Linked DNA regions of Homo sapiens: region 1 is linked to region 2. A link is a contact called in ENCODE Hi-C or POLR2A ChIA-PET data. All regions are on one chromosome and are shown on one strand. The core of a region is the stretch at or near the end of the contact, and the rest is flanking DNA. Distances in the headings are between cores, read along the strand shown. Region 1 holds the start of CAPZB (capping actin protein of muscle Z-line subunit beta). Region 2 holds the start of CPLANE2 (ciliogenesis and planar polarity effector complex subunit 2).

Region 1 (2,700 bases), core at 31-2,530, 3.2 Mb before region 2:
CGCCTAATTTGATTTAACCAAAGCAAACAGGCCACGGAGGCAGATATTGTTAGCAATCCAGATCTCTCCTGCTACCTAGACTAAGCTTAACAAATATTTGATTGAGAGAGAGAGAGAGAGATTGGGAGAGAGAAACTTGAGTCACTTTGTGGAGCGAGGAAGCCCTTCTGGGCTAATGGAATGGTTCTCTGTAGCACATTCAACAGTACTCATAACAGCTAGCATTTGTTGAACTTAATTTTTTTTCTTTTGAGACAGAGTCTTGCTCTGTCGCCAGGCTGGGGTGCAGTGGCGCGATCTTGGCTCACTGCAACCTCTGCCCCCGGGTTCAAACGATTCTCCTGCCTCAGCCTCCCGAGTAGCTGGGACTATAGGAGCGAACCACCACGCCCAGCTAATTTTTGTATTTTTAGTAGAAACGGGGTTTCACCATGTTGGCCAGGATGGTCTCGATCTCTTGACCTTGGCCCGCCTCGGCCTTCCAAAGTGCTGGGATTACAGGCGTGAGCCACCGCGGCCGACCTGTTGAACTTAATTTTCTAATCTCTACCTGTGTCATCCTCACAGATATTCTGTCTGCAGCTATACCGGCAGGGATCTTTATGTCTTATCTGTTATCTTCCGGTGCCTAAACAAGGCCTGGCACATAGTAGGTGCTGAATAAATGGCGTCAGCCCGAGGCTCCTCAATTCGTGCCCGGGCTCAGGTGCAGCGCGGCGCTCCAGATCCTGCCGTAGCGAGCGGCAGCGCTGGGCTCCTGCCCCGCTCCCGGCGCGCTCCCCCAGTGCTGGGTTGGGCTGGGTTGGGCTGGGCCGGGCCGGTCCGCGCTCGGCGGCAGTTCCGGGTGCGCCGCAGGAGTGAGCGCGTGCACGGGGTGGGGCGCGGAGGGCCGGTCCCCTCCCAGCCGCGGTGCCTTCCGCATCCCCGCCCGCGGGGACTGTGGGGTGCGGTTCCCTCGCCGCCACTCGCTGCTGCAGGCCCAGAGTCGGGGACTGGACCTCAGACAGCCAGGAGACCTTTCCGCCCCGGCCCGCAACCCGTGCCGGGGACTCCCGGCAGCCGCGCCGCGCAGCGCCGCGCCCCGCCCCGCCTCGCAGGCCCCGCCCCCGCACCCCGTCGGCGCCCGCCTCTCGCGCCGCTCTCCATACTTGGCGATCGCCGCAGCCCCGCGCGCTCATTGGCCGCGAGCTGGCGGCGTGGGGGGCGGGCCCGGGCCGGGCCGGGGCGGGGAAGGAAGGTGGCGGCGGCCCGGCGCGGGGGGAGGGGGGTGCTGACCCGGATGTTCACTCCTGGGCACCCGGGGAAGTGGAAGCGCCGGGCCCTGCTGCGGGGGGGAGAGCCACTGACGCCGGGACCGGGACCGCCGCCGCCGCCGCCACCATGGTAAAGGCCGCACGGCCCCCTCCCCGGCCCGGGGGCCCCTCCGGAGCTCGCGTCCCCCTCCCCCTGCCCATCCCTGGCCTGGGACGGGTGGCTTCCCGGGGTGGGGGAGGGGCGGGGTCCCGGACCCTGGGTGGACCCGGTCCCTCCCCGCCCAGGAGGGTGCCGCCGGCGCGGACGACTTGGGTGGCAGTGACCCTGCCCCCGCTCCCAGCCCCCGCCCTTGGCGCAAGCTGGAGTCCCACTCACTACCTCTGTGTTCAGGCTGGTCTCTCCCATAGCCCAGGCTAGACCCTCCCTCCCGAACCGTGTCCCCAGCCAGGCACCCCCTCGGTGACCCTGGCGTGGGCCCCCTTCCTCCCCCGGTCTAGGGCTAGGTCTGCTTTCCCCCGTCTCTCCGGCCCAGGCTAGGCCGTCGTTTCTCCCTGCCATGGCCCAGGCTAGGCCGCTGCCTCCCTCTGTCCCTCCCCCTTTGCCTTCTCCATGGCCTCAGGCTGGACCCCGGTCAGCCCCTTCTGCAGCGGCCTAGGTTTGCTTCCCCTCTTCTCCGTGGCCTCAGCCTGAATCTCCTCTTCTCTCTGTGAACTTAAATCTGGACCTCCTCTTCTCCGCCCATGGCCCCCGTCTGGACCTCACTGCCCCCTCCCCACCATGATCCCCTTCCCTGGACTTTTCGCCACTCCTAGCGTAACCTGCGTCAGCCCCGCTCGGTCCCCGCCCTGAGCCTCTCATCAGGGTCCTGCCCCCTGCCTGGTGCACGACCCAGGGTCCCCTTCCCTGTACCTGGGGCGCGCCTTCTTTGCAGCCTTTGGGGAGCGAGGGGAGCTCTCCATCAGGGATGGGGTGGTCCCGGTGCTGTGCCTTCTCAGTTGCCGCTTCTAGGGAGGCCGCCTAGGAGCCAGCGAGGGAAGGGCGGGCATCGGTGTGCCCAGAAGGCAGCGCGCTGCTCTGCGGGCCCTTCTCGAGGCTGCCGCCGTGGGTGCTGTGCGTGCGAAGCATTCTGCAGGGCAGGCCGGGGTCCACGGCGCCCGGGCCTGAGTGGGAGCCGAGGGGCGAGGATGGGTGGCCCACAGGACAAGGATGAACGCACAATCGCCCTTGTGAGGCCGTGGCCTTGGGGGGCCACCAGGCCCTGGATCCAGCATATGGCCTGGACACGATGCACCCAAGCAGGCGCAGCCTCCCCTTCCCTCTGAACTGTCAGCTTGCAAGGGTTGGAACTGCTGATTATGGAAGTCCCTCGGATCAGGTGAGCAGAACGCCTAGGGAGAGTGCTGGCTCCGCTCGTGGTGTTTGTTTTGGTAAAGAAGGCAGATGCTA
Region 2 (2,700 bases), core at 81-2,580:
GTACTTTAGAGTCAGGTAAGTGTGGGTTCTTTTTTTTTTTTTTTTTTTTTTTTTGACAGGGCCTAGCTCTGTCACTCAGGCTGAAGTGCAGTGGCATGATCTCGGCTCACTGCAACCTCCATTTCCCGGGCTCAAGCAATCCTCTCATCTCAGCCTCCAAGTAGCTGGGACTACAGGCGTGCACTACTGTGCCCGGCTAATTTTTGTATTTTTTTTTTTGTAGAGGCAGGGTCTTACTATGTTGCCCAGGTTGGTCTCAAACTCCTGAGCTTAAGCAATCTGCCCGCCTCAGCTTCCCAAAGTGCTGGGATTACAGGCGTGAGCCACCACACCCAGCCAGCTGTGGGTTCTGAGTCGGTTTCACACTGACTAGCTGTGCGGTGTGACCTCAGACAAGTCACGTTATGTTTCTGAGAGTCTTCGTCAGTACAAGAGGGTAATACTATTTACACAGGTTTGTTTATAGAATTAAATCAGGTGACCCCTGTAAAGTCCCCACTGTCTGGCACTTGGGTGGCCTTAGGTAAAGCTTAACTCCTAAATTATTCCTTTCAAAACAGTGATTTGCCCTACTTGAAGGCATTGCGGAAAGATAATGGTAAAAATTAAATGTAATAGACAAACTCTCAGTAATGACCCACCTGCACTCTTTCCAACCAGTGGGCATTTACTGAGCACCCACCTTCTGGGTAACAGGCCTGGTGTCCAGTGCTGGAACGGTGGAGAGGAGCTCAGAGTTTCAGAGCTGAAAAGTCAGCTCCAGGAGAGCAGGGACTTCTTGTTGGCCACTGTATTCCCAGCTAGGTGCTCAGTATTTGTTGAATGAATGAATGAATGAAAAATACAATCCAGCGGGCCTCTGACTCATTTTTTAAAACTTGAGCCAAGTCCCTTGACCTCTCTGAGCTGGTGTGTGTCCCCATCAGTGAAGCCAGAGATGTTTAAGTCATCTAGAGGTCCTGCCAAGCAGGATTAATAGAGCAATAATATTAATAATAGCAACAATCATAACTAAACATATGGAGCACTGCTATGGAGGGAATAACATGTTACGTCCACGTTATAGAAGAGGAAACTGAGACACAGAGAAGCATGAAAGGCTCCTGGAGGGGGGGTTTCATGATGTTTTGGAAGAAAGACTAGGGATCGGACGGAGTCATAGAGAAGAGGATCCACAACCCAGAGGAAAAGGCCTAGTCCAGAGCCACCGCGCGGCGCAGGCTGCGGACGTTGTAGGAGGGACGAACGCCTCCCGGAACCCGCCCAACCCAACCTCCGGCGTCTCCATGGCAACAACCTCCGCACATGCGCCGCGCGCACCTGCGCCGGAGCTGCCAGCACGCGCAGAAGGCGGACGCAGGCGGGGCGGAAGTGGGCCCGGCGGGCTGGGGCGGCGGGAGTGCGGGTGGGCGTTTAAAGGGGCCTTCGGCACCCAGGTCGGTTCGCCGCCGGGACTGCTGACGGGGAGGGCTAGGTAGCCCTGGGAGTCGGGATCTAGAAGGTAGAGGAGAAGCGGGGCTGTCTGACCCCCGGAGGTGACAAGGGGAGAGGGGCTGTGTGAATACCCTCCATGGGCAGTAATGGGATGACTATCCCCAGGGAGCATTGCGAAGGAGAGAGGCGGCTGAGGGACTGCACTTTCTGGGGCCCCCCGGGAGAGTCAGAGGGCAGTTAAGAGGGATCACAGGCCCGGCTTGGTACTGTCACTCCCCTTCCCACTCCCTGCTCTCAGCATTCTGTCACCTCCCTACCCCGTCGCGGTGCCCAGCCATGGCCAGACCTCCCGTGCCCGGTTCGGTGGTTGTCCCAAACTGGCACGAGAGTGCCGAGGGCAAGGAGTACCTGGCTTGCATTCTGCGCAAGAACCGCCGGCGGGTGTTTGGTAAGTGCCTCCCCCTTTCCTCTAGCCCGCCACTTGTCTTTCCCTGGGGAGAAGAGTGTCACCTGTTGCTCCCTGAGGAGAGCAGAGAGGCAGGGCAGTGAGGGCCTGCTCCACTGCAGTCTTCAGCAGTCTTCAGCCTGGGGGACTGAAAGCCCTAGCTCTGGGACCCCCACACCTAAATCTCCTTAGAGCTAATTCCATCGTCAGAGCCAGGAACATGGAAACAGCAGAAACCTTGCCAGCAACCACTGTCACCAGAGATGCAGTTGATTGAGCACTCCCCTGGTGCCAGGCCCTCTGTTGGGCACGTTACACAGTGCACGCCCATTTAACCTCTCAACAGCACATGGTACAGACTTGGCTAAGATCACACCCCAATAAATAGAGGTGAGCCTCTTCCATGTCCTGCTGTCTCTGGGATGAGACGCTGGTGTTCCCCATGGTGAAACTGACTCACCCAGGCAGGGCCCAGCTGTCAGGCCGGCAGAGGTGCCTGGAATCAGCTGTGGAGCCCAGCTCTGGCCAGGAGAAGCAAGGTGCCAGAAGACTTAAGACCAGAGAGTGAGATAGCTAGAACCAAAATTTGTGAATAAGTCAACTGTTTGTTTGTTTTTTTAAAAGAAATTATATTAAATTCAAAAAATGACCCTCTAGAAGGCTGGGCGCAGTGGCCTGTAATCCCAGCACTTTGGGAGGCCGAGGTGGGCAAATCACCTGAGGTCAGGAGTTCAAGACCAGCCTGGCCAACATGGCGAAACCCCATCTTTACTAAAAATACAAAAATTAGCCGGACGTGGTGGCGGGCACCTGTAATCCCA

The links. A loop is a pair of places that touch in the nucleus more often than their neighbours do. ChIA-PET counts read pairs that join two places held with the same protein, here RNA polymerase II (POLR2A).
Region 1: a loop to region 2 is called in a map of B cell, with 21 times the contacts of the local background. The contact joins the promoter of CAPZB here to the promoter of CPLANE2 in region 2. A Hi-C loop is called at or near these places in 1 of 168 maps with a recorded cell type or tissue (B cell). POLR2A ChIA-PET finds 5 or more read pairs at or near these places in 1 of 52 experiments (Panc1).

What each region holds. Positions count from the first base shown.
Region 1 is chr1:19,484,119-19,486,818 of GRCh38, reverse strand. CAPZB (capping actin protein of muscle Z-line subunit beta) reads left to right here and starts at 1,280. Exons shown (of 9, transcript NM_004930.5): 1 at 1,280-1,383. The coding sequence starts at 1,381. It also overlaps a transcript of LOC105376819 not described here. RefSeq lists silencers at 704-1,433, 1,464-1,573 and enhancers at 1,478-1,986, 1,987-2,494, 2,495-2,700.
Region 2 is chr1:16,235,813-16,238,512 of GRCh38, reverse strand. CPLANE2 (ciliogenesis and planar polarity effector complex subunit 2) reads left to right here and starts at 1,330. Exons shown (of 5, transcript NM_030907.4): 1 at 1,330-1,882. The coding sequence starts at 1,771. RefSeq lists a silencer at 1,273-1,452 and an enhancer at 1,293-1,837.